Linked DNA regions of Homo sapiens: region 1 is linked to region 2. The links are chromatin loops, found by intact Hi-C in ENCODE. Cell type or tissue: heart left ventricle. All regions are shown on one strand. Each heading gives the region's core, and the rest is flanking DNA. Links, peaks and the distances in the headings are about the cores only. Region 1 holds the start of NPR1 (natriuretic peptide receptor 1). Region 2 has its middle 25 kb from the start of S100A6.

Region 1 (5,368 bases), core at 135-5,134, 170 kb before region 2:
TAGAAAGGGCCAGGGAGCTGAAAGTAGAATGAAGAACGGCGAGGAGAAAGAAGAGTGCCCCCAGATGAGAGAGAAAGTCCCGATGCCTCCGGCAGGTCAGAGGGGAGGCCCTGCGGCTAAGCGGCGGGACGGGGTGTGCCAGCGTCTCACCTCGGCCTTTGCGCGGCATGGTCCGCAGCAGCCTGGTGTAGTGGCTGAGGTCGTCCTCGGCGAACTCCAGGTGGTCCACCGTAATATTGAGGCGGTCGCGGACCCGCATGAACAGCCCCTCCACGAGGAAGAAGCAGTGCTCTTCGTCACCCGGCCGGTAGGCGTAGAGCATGAGCGCTTGGCGCTCCCAGCCCAGCCGTCGGTGCAGCGCCGCCACGAAGTCCCCCAGCTTGGCGTAGCTGGGCCCCGCGCGGGTGGTCAGCGCATACTCGTCCTTGACACCGAAGCCCAGCGCCGGGGCGCCGGCGGTCAGCAGCGGGACCCGCCAGTGCGCGGTGAAGCGCCCCACTGGGGCGGCGGCGTACACGCAGCCGGGGCCCAGGAACACAGCGGGGTTGTGCTCCCACTTGAGGTCCACCGCGGCCAGGGGCGCTGCGGTGTCGGAGCAGACGCCCAGCGCGTTTTCGCTGCTGCCCAGCACCGTGCGGACCGTCCAGCCCGGCAGCAAGTCGGGGCGCGCCTTCACCTGGGCCAGGGCCAGCTCCACGGCGGGTCCCACGCGCGCCCACGACCAGGGGTACGAGGTATTGGCCAGCGGCAGTACCACGGCTACCGTCAGGTTGCCCGCGTGGCTGCCCCGGAGCAGCAGCAGCAGCGGCGGCAGCAGCAGGAGCAGGAGCAGGCGCAGGCGGGAGCCAGCGGGGCGCCGGGGCCCCGGCATGGCCTCAGCGGGCACCGCAGCAGGCGAGCGCTCCTACCATGGCCTCCTCGGTCCCCTTGGGCTCAGCGGCCGGTCCCAGGCATCAGGCGCGTCCCTATGGGAAGGAGCAGGAGCGGGACGGGGACGCTCACCCCGGGGCTCGAGGCCCCCTGTAGCTGCGACGGTCTGGGCCGAGAGCGCAAGGGGCGCGACCGAGGGGGGCGCGCAGGGCGCCGCGGAGCAGGTGGGTGCCAGGAGAACGTCGGGCTGGAGAGGACCCGAGTGTGAACAACTGGGAGTGTGCGTGCGTGTTAGAGAGAGAGAGAGAGAGAGAGAAAGGGTGCGAGTGAGCGCTTCGTGAAGAAGGATGAGAGAGGGCGCGCGAGGGAGGAAAGAGGAGTGTGTGTTTGTAGCGTGCGTGAGCGCCTGCCCCAGGGAGTGTGCCAGAAGGGGCGTCCGGCCGGCCCAAGTCTCCGGCTATCCGGAGGGAACCGTGGAGGACCCGAGCCAAGCTCCGAACCCTCCCTCCCAGCCGCTTCCCCTCCCAGACTCAGTGACAGAAGAGCCAATCCAGGATCTTTAACTCCTTCCTCCCCGCCGCCCAGCCCGCGCGCTTCCCCGTGGACCATCTTCCCCGGTCTCGGCCGCCCCACGCCTACCTCTTTGGAGGACAGGACCCTCTGAAGGTGCGCCCTCGCCGGGATGGAAAGGACGGCTGAACGGAGGGTGTGTGTGGAAGCAACCGGGGCCCACTTGCGCCCCACCTTTTCCCTCGCCTCCTACCTGGTCTCCTCGGGGGAAGAGGGAAAGGTGTGCTGGTTTGGGATCCTGGCAGGAAACTGAGTGAGTGCGTGGATGTGTGTGTTTGGGTGTGGGGTGGAAGGTGACGGGTTTCTGGAAAGTCCGTTAAAGTTGAAGGTGAGCCCAGAGTGCTTGTTACCCATTCCTTCTATGATCTCCCTCTCTTTCCCTCCCTGCCACCTTCCAGACTGTGCAGATTAGCTGTGAAAAAATGATCTGGTGTCAGAGAGGAATTAAATCTTTAGCGCCCAAATTGTAGGAAGATGGGGAGAGTGGGTGGGTGTCTGGGAGGGAGGAGGTTCACACCTCAGGGACGCCCCAAGAAAATGACTGTTTTGTGTTGAGGGTTGTTAAAATGAAGGCTGTGGGAGATGACCACTGGAGGCGTAAATTGGGGAGTGGGTTTTGGAGCACTTGACAGCTGGGCCCCCGGTGCAGACTGCTGTGGAATCAGTGTGCCCTCTAATGGTCATCGGGGGTTATTGACGGCATTGCAGCGCCAACCTCTCCAACGCTGCGCCTAAGCAGGACATAAGATCACCAAACTTCAGGTCAGCAAACATTTCCAGAGAACCTTCGGTGCATTAAGCACCCACTAGGTGCCGAGGGCATAAAGATGAATATATATAGTCCGTGCCTTTGAGGAGCTCCATTTGGGACAAATAACCGTAATGCAACATGCATTAAGCACTACAGGGGAGACATGGATAAATTGCTAAAGGACTCAGATGAGGGCTATTCATTCTGCTTGGATTGGGGCCAGAAAATCTCCAAAAAAGAAATAATTCAAGAGGATGGAAGGATGAGAAAGGTATTCTGTGTAGACAGAGCAGAATGTTGAAGTACATTTCCTATATATGGAATTTTAGGAGACTTGAATATTCTTATTATCTAGAGCAAATTGTGGTCGATAGGCCAACTTGAGATGGCAGGCATGCTTTGGCTTGCATTCTCTTTATGTATATTGTATTTAATTCCCCACACTTAAATATCATAAGATGGGGCCGGGCAAGGTGGCTCAAGCCTCTAATCCCAGCACTTTGGGAGGTCAGGGTGGGTGGATCATGAGGTCAGGAGTTCAAGATCAGCCTGGCCAAGATGGTGAAACCCCGTCTCTACTAAAAATACAAAAATTAGCCAGACATGGTGGCGGCCGCCTGTAATCCCAGCTACTTGGGAGGCTGAGGTAGAGAATTGCTTGAATCCGGGAGACAGAGGTTGCAACGAGCCGAGATTGCGCCACTGCACTCCAGCCTGGGCAACAGAGCAAGACTCCGTCTCAAAAAAAAAAAAAAAAAAAAGATGGTACATGAATATTTGGATTTCTGACTTTTTTTTTTTTTTCCTTCAAAGATGGAGGTCTCCCTATGTTGCCCAGGCTGGTCTTGAACTCCTAGGCTCAAGCGATCCTCTTGCATTGGCCTCCCAAAATTCCTGGATAACATGTGTGAGCCACCAGGCCCAACCTGGATTTCTGACTTTCCTTAAAATATTGGAAGAGCTGGCAATATATTGTCCTGCATCCCTCCATGAGCAATTAACCAGAGCAAGTATCCATTATCTCCTTGAAATGAGTCTAGTTCATTATGGTTCCTAGGCACCCTGCTTCACTCAGGTGCATTACCTGCCTGGCTGTAGTAGGAGTTTGTGTTTTCAGCCCTGATCTAGGATGTAAGGTGTGTGCATGTAGGATGACTGAGGAAGAGAGGCAGGGAAGAGGGCAGTGGAGGGAAGATTATGAAAGCTTTTGTGTGACAGGCATAATGTTCTTGTCCTGTAATGGAGATGGCGGATTCCAGAGATTGTAGAGGTAGACAGCAGATGCAGATGGGGAGATGTTTTGTAAGTAGAATCAGTTGAACTTTGGGAAGTGAGGACATTATACAAATAACAGATCTAGGTGATGTTGATCCCATTAGCTGAGAAGCTGAAGAAGGTTTTGGAAGGATGATACTTTTAGTTTATTGGATGTGAGGTGCCTATAGATAATCAAGTGGAAGTGTCTGATAGGCCTCGGACTAGTGGAGCTGGAGCTCAGAAGAAATGACTGGACTAGAAATATAGTTTAGTAATTGAGCTCCTTTCAATAATGGTGAACTAGCCCTAAAGCTACAGACAACTAAAAGTGTTGGATGAAATACTTTTTTAAAAATCAAAGAACTGGCTGGGCATGGTGTCTCATACCTGTAGTCCCAGCACTTTGGGAGGCGGAAGTGGGCTGATCACTTGAGGCCAGGAGTTCAAGACCAGTCTGGCCTTCATGATGAAACCCCGTCTCTACTAAAAATACAAAAATTAGCTGGGTGTAGGCCAGGTGCGGTGGCTCATGCCTGTAATCCTAGCACTTTGGGAGGCCGAGGCGGGTGGATCACCTTAGGTTGAGAATTCGAGACTAGCTTGACCAACACGGAGAAACCCTGTCTCTACTAAAAATACAAAAATTAGCCGGACATGGTGGCGCATGCCTGTAATCCCAGCTACTCAGGAGGCTGAGGCAGGAGAATCGCTTGAACCTGGGAGGCAGAGGTTGCGGTGAGCCAAGATCATGCCATTGCACTCCAGCCTGGGCAACAAGAGTGAAACTCTGTCTCAAAGAAAAAAAAAAAATTGGCCGGGCTTGGTGGTGCATGCCTGTAATCCCAGGTACTAGGGAGGCTGAGGCACAAGAATCACTTGAACCCAGGAGGCAGAGGTTTCAGTGAGCCAAGATTGCGCACCTGCATTCCAGCCTGGACAGCAGAGCAAGACCCTGTTTCAAAAAACAATAAATAAATAAAAATAAAAATAAAAGAACTGGGCCGGGCGCAGTGGCTCAAGCCTGTAATCCCAGCATTTTGGGAGGCCGAGATGGGCGGATCACAAGGTCAGGAGATTGAGACCATCCTGGCTAACATGGTGAAACCCTGTCTCTACTAAAAATACAAAAAATTAGCTGGGCACAGTGGCGGGCGCCTGTAGCCCCAGCTATTCAGGAGGCTGAGGCAGGAGAATGGCTCGAACCTGGGAGGCGGAGCTTGCAGTGAGCCGAGATCGCGCCACTGCACTCCAGCCTGGGTGACAGAGCAAGACTCCGTCTCTTCAAAAAAAAAAAAAAATTAGCCAAGCGTGGTGGCAGGTGCCTGTAATCCCAGCTACTCGGGAGGCTGAGGCAGAATTGCTTGAACCCAGGGGGTTGAGGTTGCAGTGAGCCGAGATCCCACCACTGCACTCCAGCCTGGGCAGCAAGAGTGAAACTCTGTCTCAAAAAAAAAAAAAAAAAAATAGCCGGGCTTGGTGGTGCACACCTGTAATCCCAGCTACTCGGGAGGCTGAGGCACAAGAATCACTTGAACCCAGAAGCAGAGATTGCAGTGAGCCGAGATCACACCACTGCACTCCAGCCTGGGCAACAGAGCAAGACCCTGTCTCAAAAAAAACAATAAATAAATAAATAAATAAATAATAATAAAAGAACTAATAAGATAGTGAGGCCAGGCACAGTGGCTTACGCCTATAGTCCTAGCACGTTGGGAGGCCAAGGCAGGTGGATCACCTAAGGTCAGGAGTTCGAGACCAGCCTGGCCAACGTGGCAAAACCCCGTCTCTACTAAAAATACAAAAATTAGCCGGGCGTGGTGGCAGGTGCCTGTAATCCCAGCTACTTGGGAGGCGGAGGCAGAATTGCTTGAACACAGGAGGCGGAGGTTGCAATGAGCTGAGATCGTACCATTTCACTCC
Region 2 (5,368 bases), core at 247-5,246:
TCCGGGGTGCCCTTTGGTTGTATAGTTATCCTAGGGATGCAATGGAAAACTTCTCCTAGTGTGCACGTGTTGTCTGTATTAGGGTGTTGACTGCCACTGGATGGCACTGCTCACTGGGCTGGCAGCTGGTGGGTGCTTGGAGCAGAGAAGGAAGTTTCTATTCACAGGAAGCCCTGAGCAGGGACCAGCTGGGACCTCAGGTCCTGATGGTGAGAAGGCTGAGGGGTCAGCCATGAGGCCTAGTTCTACCCTGTCTCCTGGGAACCCACCAAGGCCTTGGTTCCTTCTCTTGCTCTTGCCCTGTTGCCAGCACACCCGACAACAAATGCCATGCTCTGGCAATTCTCCAAGTCTGGCTTGTCCCATGTCCTCCACTGCAGACTCCCCTTTCCTTCTGTACTTTCCTGGCTCCCCCAGGATACACCCACTTCCGACCCCGCTGCTTTCATCCCTCCACTCCAGAAGCCCTGTCCTAACTGCAGCTTTGATTATAGCAACATTGGTGTATGTGTCTGTTTTTGCACAAGCACCATGCTGTTTTGGTTAAAGTTGGTTAACTTCAGTGGTTGCTCACTACCTGGGTGATAGGACAGTTAGCATACTCCAAATATCAGCATCACACAATATACCCTTGTAACAAAACTGCACATGTACCCTCTGAATCTCAAATAAAAGTGGAGAGTAAACACACAGAAAACCTTGTAGCAACAGAAAAACGTTGAGATTAGGAGGGCTCATTCTTAGCGGTTGTTTTATGGGAGCAAAATGTCAATACCTGTATCTTGGTATTTGTTTCCTGCATTAATAAAATACTGGGGTGAATACCTGTTTTATATGTAAATGTTTTCAGAATTTATTGCATTAAAAAACACTGGAACTGTGTATTTAATATATTTTGAAAAAAATTAGAAAAACACTGCAAAACATCAAATAAAACACAAAAATTTCAAATCTCCAGCCAAGCAAAAAGCCCCATGTGCCTGCTCTTAGTCTCTTAGGTGAGGGAAGAGACTTACTAATAGTCTGTCCTGAGGAAACCACTCCCAGGAATGGGTCCAAACTCCTTTTAGTGCACACCTCCCTTTCCCCCAAAAACAGGCATTACTATTTTCCTACCAAATTTTCCTATGAAGGCATAATTACCATTTTGATGACAACACACAGATCCTTCCTGCTGATGTTCAACTTTTGCTAATGTCCCTTACTTCTTGACATCCTGGGTATCCTTTCCTCCCCCTAGTTACAGATTGCTTGTGCAAATACGTTAATAAATACCGCTTTTAGCTGTGAAGTTATTAAGAGTGTGAGTTATTACAGATTGTTCTGTGGCTGGAGCTCAGCGCTGGACTATGTTTTATGTTTTGACTGGTGCCCTTTGTGTGCAGCTCAGAGCCACAGTGTTAGTTTAGGAAAATACAAATCTACCATATGCAATGAATGATCAGGAAACTGTTGAATTTGGTGAGTAACAACTCTCTCAGAGGCCAGGCACTGTGGCTCACACCTGGAATCCTAGTACTTTGGGAGGCTGAGGCGGGAGGATCACTTGGGCCCAGGAGTTTGAGACCAGCTTGGGCAATATAGTGAGACTTTGTCTCTACAAAAAATAAAAAAAAAATTAGCCTGGTGAGGTTGCTTCTGTGGTCCCAGCAACTCAGGAGGCTGAGGTGAGAGGATGACTTGAGTCCCAGAGGTCGAGGTTGCAGTGAGCCATGTTCATGAGACTGCACTCCAGCCTGGGTGACAGAGTGATACCCTGTTTCTAAAAAACAAAACAAAACAAGACAAAACAAACAAAACAAACAAGAAACAACTTTAAAATGTTTGGAAGAAAATATAGAAAAAGATCGTTATGACCTTGGGGGTGGTGAAGGTTTCCTTAAGCAAGAAGAAAAAGAACATAGCCCAGAAAACGCTTTACTGCATTTAAATGAAAAATTTGTGTTAATCAAAAAGCACCATTAAAAAAATACAAAGCTAGACTCTGCCTCAAACAACAACAAACAGACAAAAAAACTTTCCAAGAAACTGAGAACCTTAAAAAAAAAAATCTGGGAGTGTGGGTGTCAATCTCCCCAGCCTCCTGCCTCAAATTTGGGAATAAAAATGAGACTTTCCCCCCACCTTTTTTTTTGGTTCTCCCATTTGAGGTCAGGGCTTGGGCCTGGGAATGAGGGAGCCCACAGGGTCAGGCTGCCCCGGGCCCTGGACACTGGCATCTACCTTTTCCTCCACGTGGCAGGAGACCGGGCCAGCCTTGGGCTGCCACTACCGGTCCTTTGGCTCCCCCTGTTGACCACCCAGTCTCCAATCGTCGTGGTCTTGCCTGCGGAGAGGCCTGAGGGGTCTAGCAGAGTGCTGGGATTGCCAAGGGAGAAACTGATGGCCAGATGTTTGAACAACAGCTGGCTGGAGCAGAAGCCAGACCCCTCTGCTCTTCTTTAGGGTCAAATCTCAAGTCACATTGTCCCAGTGATGGGCAGCCCTGCCCTGTAAGGAAAAGACTGAGCTAGACTTCTCATTCCCAATTTGTCTTCCACATTGCTGTTACATTTGGCTCTTTGGGCTGGGTGCGGTGGTTCACATGTGTAATCCCAGCACTTTGGGAGGCTGAAGAGGGTGGATCACTTGAGGTCGGGAGTTCGAGACCAGCCTGGCCAACATGGCAAAACCCTGTCTCTTCTAAAAATACAAAAATTAGCCGGGTGTAGTGATGCATGCCGGTAATCCCAGCTACTCTGGAGGCTGAGGTGGGAGAATTGCTTGAACCTGGGAGGTGGAGGTTGCAGTGAGCCAAGATTGCACCATTGCACTCCAGCCTGGGCGACAGAGTGAGACTCACTCTCAAATAGCACCAATCAACCAAACAACAAAAACAACAAAAAGAAAACATTTGCCTTTTTTGCTAATAAAACTGATCTGTAGCTTAAAATCCTATATTGACTTCCTATAATGCCCATAGAACAAGATCTAACTCCTCAGGCTTGCACCCAAGGCCCTCCTCAATTTTGCCTCAGTCTTTTCTTCTGTTTATTTTTTCATCAATTTGCCCCCTTCCCTAGGCCTGGATCTGTGCCTTGGGCAGAGATATTTTTAGAGACAAAAGAAACCTTTGCTTCAGTTATGTGTAGAGAAGTTTGGGGTTATAACAACGTGTGAGTGCAAGGTGTTATTTGGCCTGATGGCTCAGGCAGAGGAATAACAGATTATGATGTTTGAAAGATTAAAGTGGAAACAAACAAAATGCACCATAGCATAATAAAGCCAGTATTAATATTTTACAAAGAGGATGTTGAAGTTGTATTAATAGGGGGATATGCTTCCTTTGTGTAGAAATACTGATTATTGTGGTGAGTGGTGTTTGCCAAGCACCAAAGTGGGGATAAAACATCCACTAGCCCCATTTCTATGGCGCCAAATGCACCGGCCTCCCTGCGGTTTGCTAAGGACACCCCCTGCTGGCAGAAAGAGGGAGCATGGCACACATGCCAGACACTTGCCTGGTCTCCTGATCTTGCCATGCCCTTTTGCACCTCCATGATCTGTTCATGCAATTTATTCTGTCTCTTTGTATCCTCCTCCACCCCCAGCCTTCCATACCTAGCTCAAATGGGACCTCCTTGGTGACATCTCAGGTCCCTGTTCTTCTCTCCTATTGTACCCAATATAGTCCTCTACAGTTGCCCTTAGCACACCCTAGTGAAAGGATCAGTGTACAAGCCTGTCCCCCTCCACTTCGCCTTTCTTCTACTCCCCCCACTCCTGTTATCTAGACCAAAGGCTCTTCAGTGTGAGGGACCGTGCCACCCTCGTCTTCATTTAGCACAGGACCTGCCACATGGTGGGTACTCAGTAAATCTTTGCGGGATGGATGAACATACTTTCACATTGTGGAGGGTTGTGGAATAAGGGCAGGGGAGAGAGTTCCTGTGCAAGGTGTTTTTACGTTGTATTCTGACCCACACAAATCTTGGAAGATGAGTTCAGCTCTGAGGCAAGGAGGTGGATCGAATACTTGAGATCAGGCCCAACAGACAGGTCTCAGACTGCAGGTGCTGGGCAGAGGGTGTCCACCAGTCATGATCTCAGGAAGGCAATGAGGGCTCAGTCCTGATGAGGAAGCCAGGGTGCTGATTCGCTGCTATGTCCCTCACACCCAGCTCCATGCCTGGAGGACAGCAGGTGCTTACTAATCACTACCGGCTTGTTGAGTGCCCAGGACATGGTGATGTGCAATTGGAAACAAAACTCAATTCTCTTCAAATGCATGCCAATAAACTCACATTCTTATTTTTTTTTATTCCTGGATGCAATCTTGACAGGTCCCATAGCCTTTCTAGTCAATCTTAGGCCTCAATTTTCTTTTCTTTTTCTTTTCTTTTCTTTTTTTTTGAGACAGAGTCTTACTCTGTCGCCCAGGCTGGAGTGCAGTGGCACGATCTTGGCTCACTGCAACCTCTGCCTCCCGAGTTCAAGTGATTCTCGTGCCTTAGCCTCCCGAGTAGCTGGGACTACAGGCGCGTGCCACCATACCTGGCTCATTTTTTCTTTTTTGTATTTTCAGTAGAGATGGGGTTTCACTGTGTTAGCCAGGATGGTCTCGATCTTCTGACCTCGTGATCCAACCCCCTCTGCCTCCCAAAGTGCTGGGATTACAGGCGTGAGCCACCGCGCAGGGCCAGGCCTCAATTTTCAGGCTGTGAAAAGTCCGGCCTGAAGTTCAATCTCGTCTTCTCAAAGGCCCTCTCTTGCCTGGACTGGCTTTTGCCCTGCAGCGGGGAAGGGCATGTGGGTAGCTTCTTCACTGTCTCCCCTCTGTCCTTTCAGCTCTCCTTCCCCACACCATGTGTCCTCTGGCTCTTGTAAGTGGGGGAAGCAGGAGGAGAGGCAGTGCTCACAAAGGTCTTCTCACTGGCGTGTTTACAATCTGGCCTTGGTGGCCTCCTTGGGTGGTGGATGCTTGAACGCTGACCCCTGGGGTGGGCTCCCCAGCTCATGATCTCCTGATGTAGCTGCTGCCTTCTTCAGGTGGCCTCCCGGCCCCTGCCCCTGGCTTCCAGGAGAAGTCTCCACACAGACTCCTTGCGGGGTGGCCCTGTCCTGTAGGCAGGCTCCCTTTGTGGGGATCCCTGTCTGGCCACAGGACCCCAGCATTGCTCCAACATCAATCGGCTTCAGCCTCAGGCCTCTCACAGACACCCCTCCTCATCTGCTTTGGGGCAGGCAGCCTCTTGCCTTTGGACTTTTATAGGTGTGAGTCAGGAAGAATTTCCTGTATCCCCCAATTCTACAGGACACAGCTCACGCTCTCTGAGGGGTTCTCTTACAGCTCCTCTCACTTGGTTGAAGGGGGAAGGAGGAAACTTGC

Evidence for each region. Peaks named below come from ENCODE experiments on the same cell type or tissue, not always from the same donor. Only the 100,000 strongest peaks of a DNase experiment are listed, where the experiment ranks them.
Region 1: it touches region 2 in a loop (2.6-fold over the local background); 25 of 110 quality-filtered maps call a loop at or near these places.

Annotation. Positions count from the first base shown.
Region 1 is chr1:153,674,612-153,679,979 of GRCh38, reverse strand. NPR1 (natriuretic peptide receptor 1) reads right to left here and starts at 1,292. Exons shown (of 22, transcript NM_000906.4): 1 at 151-1,292. The coding sequence starts at 871. RefSeq lists a silencer at 492-551 and enhancers at 93-1,073, 1,074-2,055. In heart left ventricle, for the core only: CTCF peaks have their summits at 364 and 2,104 (motif pointing left); DNase peaks (open chromatin) are centred at 482, 919, 1,329 and 2,119; H3K4me3 peaks cover 1,972 bases; H3K27ac peaks cover 1,797 bases; H3K27me3 peaks cover 1,885 bases.
Region 2 is chr1:153,508,017-153,513,384 of GRCh38, reverse strand. No RefSeq gene overlaps it. Among named protein-coding and RNA genes, the nearest start is that of S100A6, 25 kb to the left of the region's middle. RefSeq lists an enhancer at 3,542-3,591. In heart left ventricle, for the core only: CTCF peaks have their summits at 2,292 (motif pointing left) and 3,458 (motif pointing left); DNase peaks (open chromatin) are centred at 2,264 and 3,452.